Regions from separate parts of the Mus musculus genome. Here regions 1 and 3 are each linked to region 2. Evidence: chromatin loops called from intact Hi-C (ENCODE). Cell type or tissue: left cerebral cortex. All regions are shown on one strand.

Evidence for each region. Hi-C counts contacts between places; a loop is a spot of excess contacts. Peaks named below come from ENCODE experiments on the same cell type or tissue, not always from the same donor. Only the 100,000 strongest peaks of a DNase experiment are listed, where the experiment ranks them.
Region 1: it touches region 2 in a loop (2.8-fold over the local background); 3 of 42 quality-filtered maps call a loop at or near these places.
Region 3: a loop joins it to region 2, with 3 times the contacts of the local background. A loop is called at or near these places in 13 of 42 quality-filtered maps.

Annotation. Positions count from the first base shown.
Region 1 is chr7:131,428,951-131,436,950 of GRCm38, reverse strand. It overlaps Acadsb (acyl-Coenzyme A dehydrogenase, short/branched chain), which reads right to left. Exons shown (of 11, transcript NM_025826.4): 5 at 6,834-7,004; 6 at 4,889-5,014; 7 at 2,589-2,681. Among named protein-coding and RNA genes, the nearest start is that of Acadsb, 22 kb to the right of the region's middle. In left cerebral cortex, CTCF peaks have their summits at 2,484 (motif pointing left) and 4,526 (motif pointing left); a DNase peak (open chromatin) is centred at 4,505.
Region 2 is chr7:131,556,012-131,564,011 of GRCm38, reverse strand. Hmx2 (H6 homeobox 2) reads right to left here. Exons shown (of 2, transcript NM_145998.4): 2 at 5,998-8,000. It overlaps Bub3 (BUB3 mitotic checkpoint protein), which reads right to left and starts at 3,642. Exons shown (of 8, transcript NM_009774.4): 1 at 3,558-3,642; 2 at 3,108-3,302; 3 at 2,406-2,475; 4 at 527-678. The coding sequence starts at 3,302. In left cerebral cortex, no CTCF peak of the experiment used is centred here; DNase peaks (open chromatin) are centred at 3,794 and 6,829; H3K4me3 peaks cover 1,111 bases; H3K27ac peaks cover 634 bases.
Region 3 is chr7:131,358,015-131,366,014 of GRCm38, reverse strand. 2310057M21Rik (RIKEN cDNA 2310057M21 gene) reads left to right here and starts at 3,289. Exons shown (of 6, transcript NM_026655.4): 1 at 3,289-3,507; 2 at 4,079-4,282; 3 at 5,054-5,126. The coding sequence starts at 3,344. In left cerebral cortex, no CTCF peak of the experiment used is centred here; a DNase peak (open chromatin) is centred at 3,157; H3K4me3 peaks cover 2,253 bases; H3K27ac peaks cover 1,380 bases.

The sequences.
Region 1 (8,000 bases), 130 kb after region 2:
GCCTTGCTTGTTTGTTTTGCTTTCTGACGTACAGAGGAACTAATCCACGGTGCCAGCCTGCTAGACTAGCACTCTACCACTGAGTGGGAGGACGAGGGAGGAGGGAGCGTGGCCTAAACATCAGCATTTCAAAACCTCCCTGAGTGACTTAACTGGGGTTCAGACAACTGATGAGAGAATCTGGTAAAAACACTAATTTCCACACTTGAAGAACAAGTCAAAAGGTGGTCACAATTTTAGCTGAACTGTCTCATTGCTAACCAATTTCTATAACTATCGAACGATCCAGGCTTAAAAATGGTTTTTAAACTTCAACATTAGGTAGCTAGTAAATCACTATCTAATTATGTCAAACTATGTAGGTTTAAAAAAAGAAAAAGAAAAAAAATCAATAGTTAAAGCTTTGGGGGGAAATGCTCACAAACATCAATATTTCATTAGTATTCATTCACACTTTCTTTTAGCCTTTATTTAGTATTCTCTGGAGAACAGAAGATTATATCCAAAATTAAGGGGACAATGCCCCCACAAACCTCAAGTTAAAATGAGGCAGCAAGTTTTGGTGTTTATAGATGTCATCTTCCAGCATGTAAGCCTCTGTTAATGTGAAGATTGGTTTGGGTTCTTATTTTTTTCTCTTCATCATTTTCTAATATGTATGAGTGTTTTGTCTGCATGTATGTCTGTGTAACAGGTGCACACAGGACCTTCAGAGGACAGAAAAGAACACTGGATGCCCTGGGTCTGGAGTTACAGCTGGCTGTGAGCCACCGTGTGCTTGCTGGGAATCAAACCTGGGTTCTCCAGAAGAGCAGCCAGTGCTCTCGACTGCTTAGTTAGCCTTCTAAGCCCTGATTTTGTTGTTGTTTTTGTTGTTTTGTTTTTAGGTAGATTTTGTTATGTACACACACTGGCCTTGAACTTGCTATGTCTATCTTCAAACTCTCAACCCTTCTGCCTCAAGCCTCTGGGATCACAGGCAAGTGCCAACACCACTGACTTAAACACTGACATTACCCACTGTGAAGGAAAACATGCATTTCTATCTTGGGAGAATGTTTCCACTTTAAACAATAAAGAAGTAAATCCTCTGCAGCTGCAGGATTTTGAAGAACAGTGACTCCAGTTCACTGTTCCATGCACCTCTTCCTCTGAGACTCAGCACGTGCCTGCTTTATTTAGCACTTTACTGGGTTATAAGATAATAGTGAGTAATTGGAATCAATCTCATATCATAGACTTCATGGCCAGAACATCTATATTATGTATATCTAGAAACCCTAAGGCTTCATGTTGGAGCTCTAATGCTGTATCCAGTGAAGTTGTACAACAAGAAAACCTTTAAAAGCCCGGGTATGGAAGTACTCTTTTAGCTTTGTTAGCAGCCAAAATTGAAATTTGATCTAAGAATAATTTTTTAGGGTGAAGGTATAGCTCAGAGGTAGAGCAGATGCTTAGCATGTTTAGGGTCCTAGATTCAGTCCTCAGAATCTCTCCCCTCAAGGGCGGGGGGGGGGGGCACCATTTTGTTAATGTAGTAAAGAATAGCAGGAAAAAATGTGGAGTAGTAATTCAACATTTAACTATTTTAACAGCTAAAAGATATAATTTATATCAAAATCTAAAAGATTTAAGTTAGAAAATCTTAGATACTGCTTAAAAAATATATCTGACTATTGATAGGTTCAGGAAGGGCTTAGGGGGTGCCAACTCTCAATGTTGAACTACCCGTTACTGACAAATTTTAGGTTGAGGGTTAGTCATTGCCTTCAGTTGACTCCACCGGGCTCCAATGATCACATAGCTGGCCCTGGAAATGGATCACTAGGCATAGCCAATAGTTACAAAATTCAGTCTGGTAGGATGAGGGGGTGTGGTGTTGCTAAGGATGGGAAGGAGATAAGAGAAAGAGTAGAAAGAGAGTAATCAGAATTACACACACACATGCACATATATATGTGTATGTATGATATGATAGAATATATATTAAGGGTTAGGATTAGGGTTATATGTATATATATATATATATATATATATATATATATATATATATGAATAGAACTTTACATAATAGAATATATGTGTGTATACATACACATATATGTATGTATACGTAAATACATATGTATGGATTTTATATAATAGAACATATGTATGAATATATGGATATACATTCTTACATAATAGAATATACATTCTTATATAATAGAATGAGTGTTCTTAATTTTAAAATGTTCTGAAAGAATGAATTTCAGGTTTTGAAAAGTTAACTGAAAAACAGATGCCATTATTTAATATGTAATATATTTGGAAGTTACTGGTCTAGCATTAGATAATGCTTTAATGTTCTCAAAGCAGAAAAGAGCTCTTACTAAGCCATTGTTTGATTTTCTGGGCACTTACATAATTGACCAAAGTAGAATTTGAGAGAAATAACCTGAAGCCATTCTTTCCCCTCATGCTAGGACAGGCTGCCACCTTGTGTTCAAAAGCTTCCAGATAATCAATTGTCTTATTGCAATTCTTTTTTATTATTTTTCATTTTTCTCTTAATTGGCTCAAAATGTGAAGGAGCTAAGAAGACTTACCTGTGCAGCAATTCCGATTCTACCTTCATTAAGACTTCCTATGGCATACTTATAACCATGCCCAATTTTCCCCAAAATATTAGTCTCTGGAACCTGGAAATATAAATGTATACTTACTTCCAAATTTAGATTTACATCACTTATTTTGATTTTAAATACACATAGCATGTAATTACACACACATACTTGAATCTCCCCCATTTGTGTGACCTTACTCAATCATGGTATTGAGTAAACTTCAATGAGAAAAACTGCAGAAATGACTCCGTGGTTAAAAGCCCTTGTTTTTCCAAAGGACCCAGATTCAACTCCTGGCTCTCTATGTGATTGTTCACAACCATCCATATCCAGTTTCAGGGGATCTGGCATCCTCTTCTGACTTCCACAGGCAACAAGAACACAGGTGGTACACATATATGCATTCATGCAAAAACACTCATACACAGAAAATAAAATAAATAAATCTAAAACATTATAGCTGTCTCCTGAGAGGCTCTGCCAGTGCCTGACAAATACAGAGGTGGATGCTCACAGCCAACCACTAGATTGAGCACAGGATCTCCAATGGAGGAGCTAGAAAAAGGACCCAAGGAGTTGAAGGGGTTTGCAGCCCCATAGGAGGAACAAAATATGAACCAACCAGTAACCCCCAGAGCTCCCAGGGACTAAACCACCAACCAAAGAGTACACATGGAGGGACCCATGGCTCCAGCTGCATATGCAGCAGAGGATGGCCTTGTTGGACATCAATGGGAGAAGAGGCCCTTGGTCTTGTCAATGCCCCAGTGTAGGGGAATGCCAGGACAGGGAAGCAGGAATGGGTGGCTTGGTCAGCAGGGGGAGGGGCAGTAGTGATAGGAGGTTTCCAGAGGGGAAACCAGGAAAGGAGATAACATTTGAAATGTAAATAAAGAAAATATCTAATAAAAAAAAAGAAAGAAAAAAAACAAAGAAGCAAACTAAACCCTCCAGTTTGATTGCCTGCTGACATCTGTGCGTCTCCTGACTGTTCCCCCAAGTCTGTGCTGCTCATCCGTGCATCCTCCGGAGTCTCAGCACAATCTACTTAATGAATGAGAACATTTAGAAAAAAGGAATTTTACATAATTTGTCAATAGCATATATGCATAACAAGTTACCTCCAATTCTTATTTGTATGTCAATCATGTTGAGATAATTCATTAGAAACTACAGAAACATGAAGTATTTTCAAAAGCAAGAGTAATAAGCTGCTCTTCTGTTGAAATGATTCATTTTTAGAAAAGTCTACTGAGGTGTGTGTGTGTGTGTGTGTGTGTGTGCACATGTGTGAATGTGCACTCTCCCATCCAGTAAGTAGGAGAAAAGGAAGGAGAAATAAGCTACAATATTTCCTTATAATATACAAAGTTAATAGTAGAAGTGGAGAGATGGCTCAGTGGCTAAGAGGCATTGTTGCTCTTGCAAGGATCCAGGTTCTCTTCCCAGCACCCACATGGCTACTCACAATCATCTGTGATTCCAGTTCCAGGGGATCCTACACTCTTTTTTTGGTCTCCAAGGGCACGAGGCACATATATGGTTCATGCACATGTGCATGTGCACAGCACGCACACGCACAGGCACACACACACACCACATGCAAAATAACATTCCCATACATATAGCAAAATATCCTCAATAATCAATACTTGGAACAAATCAATACTAGGAACAAAAGAAAATAGTTAGGAGGGAGAGCAGGGAGGAATGGACAGGTTAAGGGCAAGTAGGAAGAAGGAAGGAGAGAGGCCCAAAGATATAGCTCAGTTCCTCCAGACACAGCTGCCCACAAAAATCCAGGAGCAGTGGAACATGTGTGCCCCAGTCAGGCTCCAGCATCCTGAGGAAGATCCTGTTTTGTGGAGTGTAGCCTGGGGTTGCTTTCCACTCTTACTGAGCAACATCTCCATCTTGTGGCCGTTGGTGTACCAACCTCAGAATTCCTTCTCCCAGCAGTTAGGTTCACAAGTGCCAAGCTTTTAAGTATAAATGTTTCAGAGTATATAAGTTGTAAATAATGAAAATAATAATAATTAAAGTTAATTTCTGGCATTTTCTCTCTAGGTCAGAGGTTGGACAGGAAAGTTTTCCATAGGAAATAACTGAGAAAAGGGCCTCAAGTCTTGGTCAGTGCTTAACTGCTGACCAGCTCCACCAAGAACTCTTCCGTGCACACTTACCCCATTTGCTGTTTGGGGCCATTCTCTCATATATTTCCTATGGTTCTACGTAAGGCTGATTTCTCATTAATCTTCTACAGAATAGTCTAGAATACCTACCTTAACATTTTCAAATGTTAACTGACAGGTGGATGAAGCTCTGATGCCCATTTTATTTTCTCGTTTCCCTATCTGGAAACCTTCTGTATCTCGGTCTACTAAGAAGCAGGTGATGCCTCTGTAGCCCTAAAAAAAAAAAAAAAAAGTAAAATATGATTATCACTTAGGCTTTAAAAATCCCTGTTTATAAAGAGTTCGAAGTAAGAAAGTTAAGGGGTTACAGAGGCGGCTCAGCAGAGGACTTGCTGCTCTTCCAGAGGACCAGAGCTTGGTTCTCAGCACCTCCATTGTGGCTCACAACTGTCTGTAACTCTAGTTTCATGGGATTTAGCTCCCTCTTCTGGCTTCCATGAGCATCAGCCATGCATGTGGTTCACAAACATACATGCGGATAAACTACTCACATAACATAAAAATAAAAAGCATAAAGAGTGAAAAGAAAGTAACAAGGCTGGTGAGATGCCTCAGCTGGTAAAGTGCCACTGTGCAAACTTGAGGACACCTGTTGATCCTAGGTACCTGCCTGAAGAGCTGAGCACAGTGGCATGCCCTTGTGATACCTGTGCCAGGGAGGAAAAGACAGATGAGTCCTTGGGGCTTGCTGCCCAGGCAGGCAAACACAGTCAGGTAAACGTTATCATTGAGGCCCAGGCCCCAGTGAGGAACCTTGCCTCAAAAAGAGCTGGGGGCTTGAGAAAGGAATCCATAGTTAAGAGCACATACTGCTCTTGCAGAAGATTCTCCACATCATTGCGAGTGGCTCACAGTCACCCGTAAGTCCAGCTACAGCAGACCTGCCATCTTCTTCTGGCCTCCATGGGCACCTTGAACCCAGTGGACATACCCTTACACAGACAAACACATATACACATTTAATTTAAAAAGACAATCTATGGGCTGGTGAGATGGCTCAGTGGGTAAGAGCACCCGACTGCTCTTCTGAAGGTCCGGAGTTCAAATCCCAGCAACCACATGGTGGCTCACAACCATCTGTAACAAGATCTGACGTCCTTTTCTGGAGTGTCTGAAGACAGCTACAGTGTACTTACATATAATAAATAAATAAATCTCTCTTAAAAAAAAAAGACAATCTATAAAACGAAAGTGGCCATTTCCTGAGAAGCAGTGCCTGAGGTTGACTTCTGGTTTCCTCACAGATGCATCCATATCTATACAAACACACATGTGTGCACACATGTACAAAAAGAAAAGAAAAAGAAAGGAAAGCTAAAACAGACAATAAACACCAAGGGACTCTGAATTGCAACATGTGCATTACAGAGCCAGAATAATTGGGGAACATTAGTTACTAAACAAGAACCTTATGCCAGGCACGGTGGTGCACCTCAGCGCTTGGGAAGCTGAGGCAGGAGGATATCAGTGAGTCTGAGGCCAGCCTGCTCTACAAAGAGTTCTAGGGCAGCCAGCGCCGCCTAGAGAGGGATCTTACTACCTCCTGTACTTTTCCACGCCCCACAGTGAGTGTTGGAATTATTTTTATTAAGTACGTGATCATGAGACCCCCCCATGCTTTAAATTCAATATTCAGAAAACAAAATAAAACATACTTACTATTTTGCTGTATGATTTTCTTCCATCTAAATAAAATACTCTTAAATCCTTTTCAATATTCTTAAAAGCAATGTACTTTACAAGTACTTAAATCCTTCATTATTATACAGAAAAATTAAAGTTCTACCCAATTAAAGCTTAGGGAACTAGGAAAAAAGTAATAAATGGTCCTCTGTGTAGTAAATAACTATGCCAACAAGTTACTTTAGATGAATGAGTAAAAAAATATATATATATATATCATTCAACTCTCATAGAATGAGGAGCTTAAAAAACAAACCCTAGGAAGGAAATGAAAGAAGAAAAAGAAAAAGAAAGAAAAGGTGGGAGGAGGGAAGGAGGGAGGGAGGGAGGAGGTTCTCTTTATACTCACAGAGCTGGGGTCCACATTGGCGAAGACCAGGAAGAGCTCTGCATGCTCGGCATGGCTGATCCACATCTTCGACCCATTGAGGACGTAGTAATTTCCACTTTTATCAGCTCTTGTTTTCATAGCGAAAGAGTCGCTACCGGCTCCAGCTTCAGAGAGGCAAAAGCTCCCTAACTATAGATGTGAGAGAAAAACTGCTGTATTTATCCTTTATATTAACAAGTCATAGGCATTGTGGGTTGTTGGTTTTTTTTTTTTTTTCTTTTCTTCATGACAGGTTTCTCTGTGTAGAGCTGGCTGCCCTAGAAACTCACTCTATAGATCAGGCTGGCCTTGAACTCAGAATTCCGCTTGCCTCTGCCCCCCAAGTGCTGGAATTAAAGGTGTATGCAGCCACTGCCCAGCTTTAAAAAATGGACATATGTAAGTTAAATCTTTAGTTATACAAAAAAAAATCTATATTTGGGCTAGGCATGGTGGCGTATGCCTTTAATCCCAGCACTCAGGAAGCAATGGCAGGCTTCCTGTGCTCTGTGAGTTCGAGGCCAGCCTGGTCTACATAATGAGTTCAGACCAGCCTAGGGTATGTACCGAGATCCTGCATTTTTAAAAAGTTTATATTGAACATAATAGAATTGTGATTATTATTTTCTCAGAAGCACCCTTAGTGTTTATTTAAGATAAAATGCAGATTTAGGAACTCATGCTTACTGTGTAGCATTTCCTTGTCTACCTTCATTAAGACTTCCCATAGTACAGTTAGAGCCTGCAGCCATCTCAGAACTCAAGTAAAAAAATGCAGGAAGCTTGTTGTAAGCTTCAAGCCAGAAAAACAACCAACCAACCCCACAAGCTGAGATGTAATTAATTATAGCAGAAAGTGATTTCAACAAAGGTACTGGAAAATGAATTGTGATAAAAGTACTGTTGTTTCGCCGGGCTGTGGTGGTACACACCTTTAATCCCAGCACCTGGGAGGCAGAGGCAGACAGATCTCTGTGAGTTCAAGACCAGCCTGGTCTACAAAGTGAATTCCTGGACAGCCAGAAACCCTGTCTCAAAACAAACAAGCAAACAAACAAGACAACAACAAAACAAAAAATGCTGTTTTTTTGTTTGTTTGTTTGTTTGTTTGTAGCCAGGGTCTCACTATATATCCCAGGCTGTCCT
Region 2 (8,000 bases):
CTATGGTGTTGTCTGTGGGAAAGGAAATTTAGATTCAAAGGTGTTTAAAAACTCCATTTACTACAAGCCTTCAAACTACATCTGTCAGCATTTAAATACACACACAGCAGTAACAGTCAGAGAACACAGCTCTCTCTCTAAAGCTGAAATGATTCCCTTTTCATTCTCAACTGTCAATTCAAATGGAGCCTCAAGTCACATCTGAAAATGAGTCATGTTCCACCCCATCTTCTGGTTTGGGGTGTCAGACCAAACTTAAGACAGTAAGCCTCTGTTAATGGCTTCTATGAAAAGGTAGTGAGTTACCTCTCAGAGCCGAAGCACTAACAATGGACTGAAGAGGAATTCGAGCTCTTGCTCTCCGGCCCAAGTTTAATAACTGACAGAAAAAGATGACCAAAATGTAAAAGTTAACTCCCTTCGCATTAAAGCATTTCTATACAGTTAGGTTTCTCAAACACATTGCCAATTCTTAACAACAGCACACTCTCCAACCACCACACCCCTGGTGCAGATAAAACCCTACCTTTTCCGGCTGGGAGAAAGTCCCAGCATTACACGGAGTTCTGGGGTCCCACAGTTTAACTGTCTGATCCCAACTTCCAGTTACCATCACGTTCACTTCTGGACAGTATTCAACACATCTGATAGGGGCATCGTGAGTTCCAACAAGATTTTCTATTGCAAAGAAAAGATAAAAACAACACAGCTAGCTTTACTCTCTCATAGGATACCTCAAGTGAACCCATGGGGCTGTCAGCTGAAATGAATTCATCTCGGTCACTCCACAGAGATGTCTGCATGCAGAGCAATCGCTCCACGACTACAACGTTAGCCAGTCCTCTCTAAGTGACCTCACACTGCCCAGGTTTGGTCATTCACTAGCAGGAAACCAGCACAGTGAACTGTGTGAGGATGGTGGATGGCTAACTTGATCCTAGATTTTGTAAGAAAACTGATTAACACTGTACCTTTGGTTGTATCTAGTGCATGCTTGGTACACTGTAGGTGCTCCAGAAATACTTGGCGAGTGAGCTAAGAGTGGAGATCTCTGGCTTCCTGCACCCTGACCGCACTTGTCTTCCCATTAAGTCAAAGCTAGTATGAAATGGTTACAGGATTTGAAGGCTGAGGGGAGTCTTTCAATTAACTCACTTGCTTCTCATGGTAGGGTCCAATTTCTGCTACATAATTTCCTTCCTGTCAATTTCAACTTTCACAGTATCTCATTTGTTCATTCAGTAAACATCTACTAAATATCTACTGTGTGCCAAAGCCCATGTGACAGACAAAAAAAAAGGAAGAGGACCAGGACCAGGATCAGGAATGTAGCTCAGGCAGAGTGCTCTCCTCGCATGTGCATATTAAACACACAAAGTCACTTTTGGACAGAGGCCTCTTCCAATGAAAAATCATTCCTTTTCTCCTGGAAACAGAGTCTTAGTAGTCTAGGCTGGCCTCAAACTATCTATATAGCCGAGGCTGGCCTTGAATTTCTTATCCGCCCGCCTCCCCTTCCCAAGTGCTGGGATTCCAGGAGCAGCATCACACCTGGCTCAGATGTGCTTCTCAGTCCACTCGGATTGCTCAAGCTGGCCTCTAGGTAGCCACATGTCTACACCCCCACCATCGCTTTCCAGTATACCTACATCCAATACAGGGCAGGCAAACAAAGCTCAGAGCGCTTTGCACGTCTTGGGTTCCATTCCAAATCCTGCCACAGTGAAATCATAAACCTCTTAAGAAATGTTTTTACACAGCCAACTGAAATACATTCTCCTGCTAAGAACGCAAAGGCATCACTAAGATAAATATGACGGGGCTACCGTGCTCCATTTTTAAAATGTACTTTTTTTTTTAGCCTGTGAAAAGACCAACCTAAAATATCAAACTGTCCAAAGAAATCCTGACAAACCGGACCCTGAGTCCAGTCCGCTGCTTAAGACTTCTAATAGTGACAGTCAAATGCTTAAATGATGCTTCCACTAGACACTTAAGACAGTGCTCAGGGGCTGGAGAGATGGCTCAGCAGTTAAGAGCACTGGCTGTTTGCTCTTCCAGAGGTCCTGAGTTCAATTCCCAGCAACCACATGGTGGCTCACAACCATCTATCTGTAATGAGATCCAATGCTCTCTTGTTATGTGTCTGAAGATAGCTATAGTGTACTCTTATAAATTAAATAAATAAATCTTAAAAAAAAAAAAAAAAAAGACAGTGCTCAGAAGGGGCTTTACTGCAAAATTCAGGTTCCATTTGTGGTAACTTAATCCAATTTTAAAAGTCTATTATCAAAGCCGTGTTCCGCCTTCACATAAGTACTGAAAACACCTACTCTTCTTAAATAAGCATTTCTACACAAATACACTAGTAAAGAAAAACTGGTAAAATGTAGCTATATTAATACCTTGATCAGTGTTCAAATCGTGCATTTTCAGTTGATGATCTAATCCACCACTCCAGGCATGCGTTGGATCCTACAAAGCAAAATTTGGGTTTGATTTTTTTTCTTTCTTACTTTTTTTTTTTTTTTTTTGGAAGACACTATGTAGCCCTGGTTGGCCTCAAAACTCAAGAGCTCTTCCTGCCTCTGCCTCTGGGATTAAAGTTGTGGCCACCACATCCTCCCACCCCACTCTTACATTTGGAGCCAATTCAAAGTTACAAAGCTTTAGCAAGCATTTTCAACATTGCTATTTCTACAGCCAAGTGTTATGTCCAGTGTGACAGAAACTAAGAAGCAAACAAAAATGCAAGTTAGTGATCTCCACAAGGAAGCAAATACAAGGTGGACACCAGGAGTTAAGGCTAAATTAGACAACATTCATTACTTTTCAAAGGATAGCTAAAAATCAGTCTTGCTGCTAACTTCAATTATCTATGTCCAGAAAGTTTACTCAAGTCTGAATTTACAAATGGAGATTGAAATTGCCACGAGAGAAGAAATAAGAACACAAACCATTGTAGTAGGCTTGATGCCAGGCTAAAGGGAAGAATTCCCGAGTAGTTATGAACTATCAGAATTCTCGAACCGTGTATGAGATGCTACTGGCAAGGCCTAGGACATCTCAGTATTAAGGGGACAGGAGCAGAAACTGAATCCACCTACGTAGAAGGCGCAGTCCAGGACAGCACCAGTGTGCTGGTACTTGAGCCTCATGGAATTGGCGGGCACATCGTAGAGGCGCACAGACGTATCCCAGGAGGAGACCAGGAGGAACTGGGATGTGTTGGGGCTGAACTTAACCGAGGAGATGCCATCCTCGGGTGGCTGGTTCAGCTTGAATTCGTTCGAACCGGTCATCTGTAGAACAAAACGCTAAGTCTGAGTTCCTAACCGGAGCAACAGAGGCCGGCCACGGCCTGCGCCTGCGCGAGTCCCCCTTGATCCAGGCCGGCCGCCATCCCGCTTCCGCCGAGCTCCACCCGGCCTGGCCTCCTTCCTTGCCCGCAGATCCCCATATAAAACACAATGGACCTCGACCGGATCCCTCTGTGCATCGATGCGCCGGCCACGGGCCACAGATCCCGCTCCGCCCGCCCTCGCCCGAACCTCTACCTCCTGTCCGCCTAAGCAACGTTTCTGCACCGGCCACTACCGATCCGCTTCCCTCCGAGCACTCGCAGGCAAAGCGGAGAAGGCGGAGAGGAAGCTCCGGAGCAGGCCTATCATTGGCTGATTTTGAACGCCAACGGCTCGATCTCGGCAGCTGATTGGTCTGATTTACTGCTTGCCTCATTTTCCGCAGTCATCCTGTTCCGGCTCAAAGGGAAGCCGCGTTTCCCCCCCCCCCCCCGTTCACCGGGTCTCTTAGTACCTCCACGCCGAGGTTACATCTCTGGAGCTGCGGAGGGAAAACTACAACTCCCAAGTATGCTCAGGTCATGAAGGCGTTCACGCCCGCCCACAATTGTATGCTGCATGCTGGGAGTTGTAGTCTCCCTGGAGCTGCTTGCCTGAACATCCACAGACTAGAAGGCAGAAAAGAGATTTTATCTAGCTCTTGTGACATCCTTCTCCTCTATCTCTCAGACACAGAATTTCATTTTGGTTGATAACTACTATAGATATAAATTAATATTTTCTTTCTAGCCGTGCACATACCCCTGGACTTAATCCAGACTAGTCATACTGAAGAATAATTTCTAGTCAAAGGTACTATTTGCTTTTATTTTGCTGGGTTATCAATTTGTGAACTAGAGACTCATTTCCCTTGAGTTCTAGTGATCTCATTTTTATCGTTTCATCTCTCCACAGTTTTCAAGCACCTGAATGTCAGGCCTCTTAAGCAGCTCTGGGAATACACACTCAGTCAAACTACTCCTTGCTTTAGAAGAGTACCACACCCATAAGGGTGAACAGAGCAGGACACAAATATTTCCAATCTTTAACGATCAGCCAGAATCTCTTAGGAATGTTCATCATAGGACCTAGCATTGTGACTGTCCTCCCTCTCCCACCTTCCTCTGCATTATCATGGAAGTTGCAGGCTCAGTTTGCTGCACTTTCTGTTTCTAGAATCCTCTAAAAAATATGAGAATCAAAAGGTTGTTTTGGTTCTGTGAGAGAAAAGCAGTACTTAACAAACAACATAGTAGCATACTGACATGCAAAATGTTACTGAGTTTCTAATTAATCCTTGGATACAACTTCTTTTTCTCTGTCCCATCTTTTTGAGACAATCCCTTTTATTTTGAAATTGTTGCATGAAGTAGGAAGTTGTCTCTAGTTTTAAACTACTTAACTTTCAAGGTACATTTTTAAAAAAAAAGAAAAGAAAAGAAAAGAAAAATGATCTTGCCGGGCAGTGGTGGCGCAGCCAGCACTTGGGATGCAGAGGCAGGTGGATTTCTGAGTTCGAGGCCAGCCTGGTCTACAGAGTGAGTTCCAGGACAGCCAGGGCTACACAGAGAAACCCTGTCTAAAAAAATAAAAGTAAAGAAAGAAAGAAAGAAAGAAAGAAAGATCTTATGTGTGCACAGACTCTGAACTAAATGCACTTAAGATTCCTGACAATAACACACACACACACACACACACACACACACCAGTCTTTTGTCCTGATGATGGTTATTATGGCTAAAATATTCTGGTTGTCTTCCCTCTCCAAATAGTTCTAGTATGTGGTTCTTTCTCTCTCTTCTCTTTCAACAAATCAATGGCCAAGTTCAATTTTTTTTAATGCATTGAGTTGTTTTGCATTCTAAGTTTAGCCAAATAATTTTACCTCTTGACTTATTTGGTTCTCTTTCCCAGTTGTTTATTTAATTCTATTACTGTTTCCAGATTCTGAGCATAAATTACCTGCTAATAAAATCTAAGCATATTTCATTATCCCATGTGTGTATGATTCAGGCCCCTCTGGCCGCACACTTGCAGCCCAACTCTATTTGAGTTTTAAGAAACGTCAATCTTGTAAATCAAGTTTAGAGCCTGAAAAGAGATGGACTATTTTGCTGATTATTCAAATGAATTGCTAGACTTGAGATAGGAAATCTGGCCACAAGCAGAGTCTTGACCATTTTACAACACAAATGTAAAGTAAGTATGTGTGTGTGTGTGTGTGTGTGTGTGTGTGTGTGATATTCAGTTACCTGTTGCAGTGGTGAGTCGCCTGCCACAGCTAATGTCTGGGTGAGTAAAGAGAGTCAGATATATACCACATGACAACTGCGGGAAATGGCATTCCCTAAAATATTATGGGCAAACTCAAGTCGTTAATGCCGACAGTGACAGGAGGAGGAGGTCACTACCTATGGAGAAAGCCATCCTGAAGCAAATATGATGACCCAATACTGTTAAATCCATCACCGAATTGTAATCTGCTGAAAGGCAGATCAAAAGCATCCGAACGGAGTATGTTTTTTTACAAGACAGTCCTCTGAAGTAATGTGGTTGTTTCTGGGTGGAACACTCAAAGAATGCTGTCAGGGAAAGAATGTAGAGAGGTTATCTGGAGTGAAAACTACGGTGACAGAAAAATACACATATCCAATGAGCAATTGAAAACACATATTTAATAAGTAAGAAGAGAACTGATAGGCCTCTTTGTGTTCTCCTTTGGACCACCCCAAATTTAGTGTAGGTTCTTAGCACATGTTGAGACCTCAACAAATACTTATTGAGGTGAACACAGCTAAAATAAAACAAATGTAAGCAAACCAACCTAGTATTGCCCGGTGCATTCTTGTGTAGCATCCATCTAATGTCACCTAGGAGGAGTTGCAGGTTTTATAAAATATAATGTGTTAAGAAAAAAATAGGCAATATCAGAGCAAATCTCTTCTGCCAGGCATATTTCACGGAATGATATGGGCCATGTAAACGTTTACATTCTGTGAATTTCTACAAAATGCAAGTCATTTCGATGCCCCCTTGGCTCAAAGAGACCGGTCCCTCAGGCACCAGGTTTTCTTCTGAAGAAAGAAATAGATAGGGCCTTGGCGCTGCAGACTCCTAGCTCTTTGCACCCTGATCAACCACTGAGGGGAGGCGGGCTGGACCTAATAACTCTACCTGAGGCCTCCTCCAAGCTCCAGGCCCATTTCTGACATTTAACAAGGAACAGGTGGATGCTATGAAAACGTAGAGAAAATACAGTGCTGTGATTTGCATGATCCTGACGAAGCAGTTCTCCGGGTGCAGAGCCTCCCTAACCCTGCATGGAGGCAGGCAGCCGGGCACTGCAATCCTCAGTGCTCAATTCAGAAACAGCTGCTGCAAGTTAGCCAGTGATCCGACCTTTTTGTCATTCACGGGCAAATTTAACAACTACAAAAAGAAACTAGGGAAGCGCCCGTGTCATCTGCTCCACGAATCCCTCCAACGAAATCTGACCCTTAGGCATCACTTCCCGCTCTGCGCAGAACTCTCGCAACTGTGTCACCAGCGGGAGACCCCTGCGAGGGCTGCAAGCCAGTCGCCTGTGGCTCTGGAACCCAAGCGGACGCTTTCTCTCACCCCACGTTTTACTCCGCGCAGGAGGACGCCAAGAACGCCAAGAGCTCCGGCCTTTCGCGGCGTGCCCAGCTTTCGTCTAGCCCAAAACAGCCCAGTATCGGGGAGATGTTCACCTCCTTGCTTGGCTCATTCCCAGAGGCGACCGGGTCAGCAGCCAGGCTCCTGGCTTTGTCTTTCGCTGCGCGGGGCTGTGGATCTGGATTCCATCTCGAGTGCACCCCAACCCGCACACCTGGGTCGTGGGAACTGTGCTGTTCCTGTAAGCAGCCCCAGTCACGTGCTGCCTGGGCAGCCCCAATATCCCGACCTTTAACCTCTGAGCCCAGCCCCACCCACACGTGGTGAGAGCAGAACCTTGGGGGCTGAGGGAGGAGACAGAATCCTGCATGCTCTGGCAAAAAAAAAAAAAAAAATCCAGAAACTCCTCTGCCGCTGTCTCCTGGGACAATCCATCCCTCCAAAGTTAGCAACCATGTTTAAAACGTTTTATTTTTTTCTCTTTAAAAATATTTACAGATCTGTACTCTCCTCGTTTTGCCCCTACCCATCCTCAAGATGAAGGGAATAAAGAGAAGTGATTAGTTCAACGACCAAAGCCCTAGTTGGTTCGGCTCGGCTGAGCTTGTGTCCTACCACATTTTCTATATACAGGTGTATATATGGGAGAAAGACTGCCTGGTTCTGTTGGTGGTTTTTCTGATGTTTTTTTTTTTTTCTTGCTACTGGTCAAAACCGACCTAATCAAAACCCCACTTCCCACCACCACCCGAGAGCCTCCCCTTCCAAAATAGTTTCAAACGCGAGTTGTTTGGTTTTGTGTAGAAAGCAGGTGCTCTGGCGTGAGGAATGCAGATAAATACTCAAAACAAAACAAAACAAAATAAAACAAAACAAAACAAAAGGTAGGAAAGAGGCCATAAATAAGACATAACGAATACACATGGTGTATTTCTTAATATTTCTGGACACGCGCCGCTCTGCTCCGGAGCTCTGCGAAGGATCCCGACCGCGCCGGGCTATGCAGGCAGCTGCAGGCGACCA
Region 3 (8,000 bases), 200 kb after region 2:
ATTCCTGGGTAGATATATGTATCCACTAAGTGTTTACTACTTAAAACTAAGATGGTTTTAATGGTTGCATTACCAAATGAGAGGGCTCAAAAAAATTAAAATTCCTCTTCTACAATGCACCTTTCAAATGTGTTGATCATATTCTAAAACAAACACCTTACTTCTTTTTTTCTCTCTTTTTCCCAAGTTTATTCTCTAACTTGTGAGCTTATGGTCCGTCCACCTGTCTCCTAAATAGCTGGGGTAACAGGCATATGTCCCACTGAAAACATATTTGCCCCTAGAGAGCATACTGAGTTCTTATTAGTTGTTGGTGAGAGGTTTCTAACAAATATTCTCTTTTTTTCTCTTATTTCTTCTCTTTTTCTTTCTTGAGACAGGGTTTCACTATGTAGCACTGGCTGTACTAAAACTCACTATGTAGACCAGACTGAATTCAAACTCAGAGATCTGCCTGCCTTCCAAGTGCTGGGACTAAAGACATGCACCACTACCTCCAGCAACTAACAAATATTCCTTTTTTTTTTTTTTTTTTTTGGTTTTCCGAGACAGGGTTTCTTTGTTATAGCTCCAGCTGTCCTGGAACTACTCTGTAGACCTGGTTGGCCTTGAACTCAGAATTCCGCCTACCTCTGCCTCCCAAGTGCTGGGATTAAAGGCGTGCGCCACCACCGCCCGGCCAAATATTCTTAATTATTTCAAAAGGAAAAGCAAAAAGAAATCCCTTGCAACTCCTTGCATGTTGAGACTGAGGTCAGCTTTGAACCATGCAGGCTTTGAAAAGAACCGTAATGTTCATGGTTTTTGCTTTGCTGTGCTTCTTTTTGTGATATAGCTGTCGCATCTCACCAATTTATTAATCCACAAGGTAGAACCATTTTTCACGAGTGCAGAATGGTTCCTTATGCCAGCAAGCATGCAGTCAGTAGGGAAAACAACTACGGAAACTGGCTACGACTGGAACTGCAAGGGAATTATAGGGCTTCAAACAGTGCGATGTAGCCGAGGAATCGCTTCCATTCTATAGTACGGGTTTAAGCTTGGCTGTGAATGAGAGGTTGTTCTTTTCCTCCAAAACTATTGAAAAGGGATAGTATTCTAGGGGGAGGAGATTGAGTTCACCAGGCTTTGAATGCTAAGATGTAAAGGTCATGTTGGTCCAGCCATCAGCAACAATCATTACAAGGGATAGAGGGCAGAGCAGAGGATATGGCGGTAATGAGAACAGGCGCAAGATGTTGGCTGAGAAACTCCCAGAACAGTTCAGATGAAGCTAACGCCTCAACACATGACAAGCAGAGATGAAGATAAGAGCTTTTGAGAGGATGGAGAAACGGTGATTTATTGGCAGGAGTCTTTTATGATAGGTGCCTTTAGTCTTCTGATTCATCAGCCTTATTTAAGGAAGTAAAAACCCGCAAGGTATTATTAATCTTGCACGCAAACCTGCAAGTTAGTGTTTCTAGAGTGTACTTCCATTAGGACTGTCTACACGTATTAACCTAGTTTATAACCAGAGGAGCCGGAAATACAGAGTAACAGGGCAAGACACTGCAAAGGCCTTCTTGCCACCGGCCGGTTTCAGGTTTACCCTGAATCTGATCTCCTTGAGCTGGAGAATCCTATGGAAAACTACTCAACTCCACTCTAGGAACCAAAGGTCAGAATGGCCAAGATAACGTATCTTAGCCTTTGTTGAAACTGCTTGTTTGTGCGGAACCTCCTCCAGCTAACTGTTCTTCTAAGTTGCTCATTTGTTCAGAACCCTCCTTGGTGGCTGGCTAACAGCTCATCTTAGCTTCTGTTAAAACTGCTTACTCCGTAGTGCTCTGATGCAGCAGCCAAGGGAGATGCCTTCGCTTTAAGGTCTCTTAAAATCCCATGTTCTGGACACTCAGGGGCTATACCTAGAATAAAGACTTTCAATTGGTTGTGCACTCTGAGGGGGCTCCCCATACTAAACAGAACAAGAATGATGACCACTTAGAATGTGGGGAATTTCTTTTAAAAATATAAATTGAGCCTTTTAGAATTAAAGGTTACTGTTTCTAGATTTTGTTTATACTGAATCTCTGATTTCTCTTTCAAACTTGATGAACACATTATACATACACTCTGGTGACTGTCTATAGAATTCAATCATCTTTTTCTTGATGACATAAACACGTTTTTTGAACAGGGGTACACATACAGACTAAAATGAAAATTAAAGCAAAACGTTTTTTCTGAGCGATGAACAAAAAGTTCTGGGACAAAACTAGGTTATGGCTGAACAAAACTTCCCCAGAAATTATATATAAGGCCTCAAGCACAACTTTAAAATTCAGGTACTCCACATTTCTGTAAACAAATTTCTCCCCTCGCCTCAATAGATGTTTAAATTATCTACACAACCCACTTCAGGAAGATAATGGGGGTGGGTATGGGGTGGAACGACAGCCGATACCTAGCTTTCTTTCCAATGAGTATAAAGTTTCAAGTCCCACTTGTCACCACAGAAAGTTTGACCGTACAATGTACTTCTGAAGGGACCAAGGCCCATTGCCAGTTTTTGTCAAGGTTATGAGTGAGAAACCTTAAGTCGCAGCTTTGAGCCTCTTGGACATTTTTAACCTTGAGAATTCTGTCATTTAGGACGTGCAAGCACGCTCCACCGGGTTCCTGAGGCTCGGAAGCCGGGTCTTAGTGGGTTCAGTGTTTAGTGCCTTCGGCCACTCAGCATTATTCTGCAATGCTAAGCGCCGCGCTCCACTCTACAGCCCACGGAGGTGACCTGAGCAGTGAAACAACGCGATCAGCCGTGGTCGCACTGCTTCAAAAGCAGCCTGCATGGCCTTCACTCCACGGGCTGGCGCAGGAAGGGTCCCCGGAGTCCTCTTCCGAGGACCTCGGATTGGGAGCTGGCTTTACAGGCTGCTTGAGCCAAGGAGACCGCACCTATCTGCTTTGGTACCACCCTCAGGGTGCCGACACCGCCCAGGCGCCACCCCACCTCCCACCCTAAAGCGTCGCTGCTTTGCCAACGTGGAAATAAACCCCTGGGTTCCCGCGCGCAGAGCACTGCGCATGCGCGCGGCACCTGCCCCAGGAGCGGAGGAATTCCGCGCACGAGCCAACCCCTGGCTCTTTTCCGCGGAGATTTTAAACCAACTTCTGGAAGGGAGACGAACACGCATGCGCACGTGTGGTGGTTGGGTCCCGGGATGGGAAGGGTTGGAGTGGGATGGGGTGGGGTCGGGGGAAGAACCGGAAGTTGTGCTGAACCTTCACCTCCCCTGGGCACTGAAGGAAACGCAAGCTCTGCGAGAGAGGTTCCGACGCCGCCTGGGTTGGAGGAGACAGAATGGAGACCGCGATCGAAGACGCGGGACTGGACCGCGGCCCGACGCTGACCTCGTCCTGGGATGCGGCGTGCGGGGCGCTGACCCAAAGCCTTTTTCTTACCCGGACTGGGCCACGTGCCCAAGACTTGGACTTCGAGCAGCTACTGGAGCCGCCAGCTCCGAGGTGCGCCGGGCCAGGGCCGGGGTCGGGTGACAGTCACGCTGCTGAGGAGCCGGGAGGAGGACGGGAGCCGAGACGGGCGAGGGAGCCGAGCGAGGCCGCGGGGACGGCATGGGGGAGAGCGGTGGTGCCTGGAGGTGGGCGAGGCTGCGGGCAAAGGGTGCGCGCTGGGCCGGAGAGGCCGGGAAACTCGTGTTCAAGATGCCCTCCTGTTACAATCCTCCTCGCCCCCCACCCGCGAACGCCCCCAGTCTTCTATTTGGGGGGAACAAGAACCACGGCGTCTTGGAAAAAGACACATGGTTGTTTTAACATTCAGTAAACGCTTTTAATTGACTGCGAATGAATTAGATAGTTGAATAGGCTGTCCACGGTCTAGGAAAAGTGGACGGGAATGAATGCCCTGACGCCTCAAACCTCTGTTCCTTATTAATTCTGTGAGAAGTATCTGTGGGTGATGGGGAAGGTTCTTGGTTCTCATGGCAAGTAGAGGTGAGTTTGAAAGGATTAATGGGTTATGCTTCTACTCGGAAAACTTATCTCTGTGATTTTTTTTTTTCAATTTTCTTCTCAGCCAGGATCCGGTTAGTCTGAAAAGCAGCCTGAGCCCCCGAGATGAAAACCCCTGCTTCATTTACCTGAACTGTGGCCCTAATGGGGGTGAAGAAATCCTTTCGGTTGGCGTTCTGAGTTCAGCAAGAAACATGGAAGTATACTTAGGAGAGGAGTATTGTGGAACCAGTCGAGGCAAGACTGCCTGCACTGTCCTGGATGACAGGTTTGTGACTTGTCTAGATGAAAGTGTTCATATGAATCAGTGTCTTTATTCTCAGCTCGTAATGTTTGTGGATTTTCTGAGACTGACAGGACAGGAGTCATTAGGGAAGAGAAGTTAAAAACATGCCAATAGACATAGGTTAGACCACTAAGCCTTCCAACGGCAGGGTTGATGAGCAAGCTTAAAAATATGGAGATTTCGGGCTAGTTAACTGGAAGTGAGTTGGCGGGTCACTGGTAATTAGTGGAAGAGCTTTATTAGAATGCAGTCCAGGTAAGCATTCTTGTTCTCACGTATCTCAGCAGGATCTGTTTAACAACCATTAGACATTCTGAAACTGACTCTCTTCCCTTCTAGAAGGCTCCTTGTGATTGATATATCAAACTAAGACTGTCACGGCAGCCTATTTACTGACCTATTAAAAGATGGACAGTTTGTGATTTTTTTTTCCCCCCAGTCTTGTACAGGGTTCTGCCCAGATCTGTCCTGAACATAATGCATGCTCTAGGTCCTGCCTGTGTTGGAAAGAATAGTAGTGTTTATAGAGCGTTAAAGTATGCCATGTGCTCCCTCGTTCAGTCCCCCATATAGCTGGCAAGTGGTAGGTACTGCTCCTCCACGCGGTGCAGCGCAGGCAGGAGCCCATTACTCCCTGTACCTGACCAGGAAAAGGGAATCTCTGAGATGAAGGAGTGTCCCGAATCATTTGTTCTTAAGTATATGTTAATGTTTACAACCAATGGCTGTTAAAAATGAATTCTTTTATTTTAGTGAACATGAAAAGATCTTGTTATACAAAAAATACCTAAAATTGGATTCTCCCACGCATGCCTGTAAAATAAAGGTGAGTCATCACCAAATTTAAGATTTAAGGTTGATCAAATTGTTTTTGTTTTTGTTCTATACACACTTATTTTCTCTTGGTTTGGCAGTACAGTAGTCTAACATGGTCCCTAGGTTTAGTCCAGAAATGCTTAGTTAGCTAGTAAAGGGGTACTGTTTTTCTAAAAAATTATTAATCCTTTAAACATTGAAAATCTCTTTAAAGTGTGATAATTTCCGGGGTCCATCCCATAATCAGCCACCAAAAGCAGACACTATTACATATGCCAGCAAGATTTTGCTGAAAGGAGCCTGATATAGCTGTCTCCTGTGAGGCTTTGCCAGTGCCTGGCAAATACAGAAGTGGATGCTCACAGTCATCTATAGTATGGAACACAGGGCCCCCAATGGAGGAGCTAGAGAAAGGACCAAGGAGCTGAAGGGGTCTGCAACCCTATAGGGAGAACAACAATATGAACTAACCAGTACCCCCAGAACTCATGTCTCTAGCTGCATATGTAGCAGAGGATGGCCTAGTCGGCCATCATAGGGAGGAGAGGCCCTTGGTCTTGAGAAGATCATATGCCCCAGTACAGGGGAAGGCCAGGGCCAGGAAGCGGGAGTGGGTGGGTAGGGGAGCAGGGCGGGGGGAGGGTATAGGGGACTTTTGGGATAGCATTTGAATTGTAAATGAAGAAAATATCTAATTAAATAATAAAGTGTGGTAATTTGTATTAGTTACAGAAAATGTTTTGTTAATATAGTAGTGCTATATTTTGAAGCCTTGTTCAGCTAAGAACATTTTAAAAGTCTTTCTATAAAACTATAATACCACAAAAGGCAAACATAAAACTGGCCCAGTGTCTATAAAGAATGGAGGAAAAGGTCAAACAAGAGAGCCAGAAATTCTAAGGAGTCCAGACTGTTGCTTCAGCCAGAATAATTTTCTTAAAATAGGTATTAGTGATGTTGTCAGAATTTAGGAACAGGTTCTGAGCTGGAATGCTCAAGTGACGTTATAAATACTAATTAAGCTCTGTCACCAAGTAGTGCTTTGGTCAGTGCCAGCTTACTTAACTGTTTGGACCTAATTCATGAAGAAAATTATTGGACCTTAGAAACCAAATTCTTGGGTCTTTTTTATATCTAGAATCACGTGTTTATTATCACAGAAGACAGTAAGACTTAGTTTTAAAATTTAAAAAAAAAAGATTTTCATTGAAGAGCTCAGTTCACAAAGCCGGTTATGCCAACATCTGTTTAAGTGGAATAAACTAATACCTTATAAAGGCATTTAAATAAAGTAATTTAATTCATCTAGCATATATTTTAGTATCTGTTGATAGCAGATAACTGCACCAGGCATGTAGGAATATCAATTGGAAACTGAAGTGCCAGCCTCCATGTTGCATCTATTTTAGTGGGATAAGACAGATGATAACTAGATTTACTGATTATATATAATATAAACTATCTACTCTAGTCTCTGGTCATGGTAGCACAGACCTTTAATTCCATTACTCAGGAGGCAAAGGCAGAGGCAGGTGGATCTGTATGAGTTCAAAGCTAGCCTGATCTACATAGTGAGTTCTAAAACAAGTAGGGCTACATAGAGACCCTGTTTCAAAAAACAACAACAAAAAAAAAGATACTGTAGTCGATGATGAAAAATGGTCCTGGGATTATAAACTATAAAGGAGACAGTAAGACCTAGTATGGAGACACACACACCGATAACCCCAGCACTCAGCAGCATTGCATGTTTGAGGCCTGCTCTGTGAGGTGAGTTCCAGACCAGCCAGCGCTCCCTACTGAGATTTCTATCGGAAGAAACTAAAAACTGAAAATACATAGATAAAAGAAGGGAGGTAATAATGAGGTAGACTGTAAACTTAATGAGTGTTTCCTTAACCTTTGAGGACTGCCACATACTTTTTTGGTACCACTCTTGAGTCTATAGAGCCTGAGTTCTTTTTGACCTGCGTTCTTGTGACTGGAGTTTATGTGGCTTTCAAAGTAAATAATTTTTGTAACTGATCCTTGGAAGTACGTGTTAGTCTGAAGAGAGCTTTCAATTCGGAAGCCCCTCTGGCATATAGGAAAGCTTGTGTTAATGTTCCTAGTAGAGAATTCAGAGCAATACTTAGTGATACAAACCTCTATTCAAAGTCATCTTACCATCCTCTGGTTCAGAGTATTTGCCCAGGAGTGCAAAGGTTATAAAATGGCAGAACTCAAAATTTAAACTTATGTGTCTGATTTAAAGCCAGTCCCTTCATACCACGTGTGGAATGTCTTTTGGTTGAGAAACATGCATAGCCTAAACTGCCAGAGTGAAGGGAACATGGCTCAGAGGCAAGCACTGACCAGCATGTGGGAGGTACTGTTCTCTTAGTACCCCAGAGGGAACGAAATGGGAAGACACAAAAATACAAGTGGAAATGTATGGTGGAAAAAGCCAGGAGAGACTTAGGCCCACTGAGTGTCCTTCACCAGTTAGAAAGTCACCCTGGCACCAGCTGTTACCTATTAAGCAGTTCTGACGTCACACCCCTTCCTTTCTGAACTACAGAAGGCTGAATTATGATTGGGATATAGATAAGTCTTGTATGGGCAGTTTTATTTTATATTAAATAATATTAAAGCCAACTGGGGTATGATTTTTTTTGTTGTTGTTGTTTTGTTTTTTTCAAGACAGGGTTTCTCTGTATAGCTCTTGCTGTCCTGGAACTCAGTCTGTAACAGGCTGGCCTCGAACTCAGAAATCCACCTGCCTCTGCCTCCCAAGCACCGGGATTAAAGGCGTGCGCCACCACTGCCCAGCCAACTGGGGTATGTTAAGATCCAGGGTTCTTGGGTTTCTTCTTTTCCCCTGGTCATATGGAGGACTCAAACC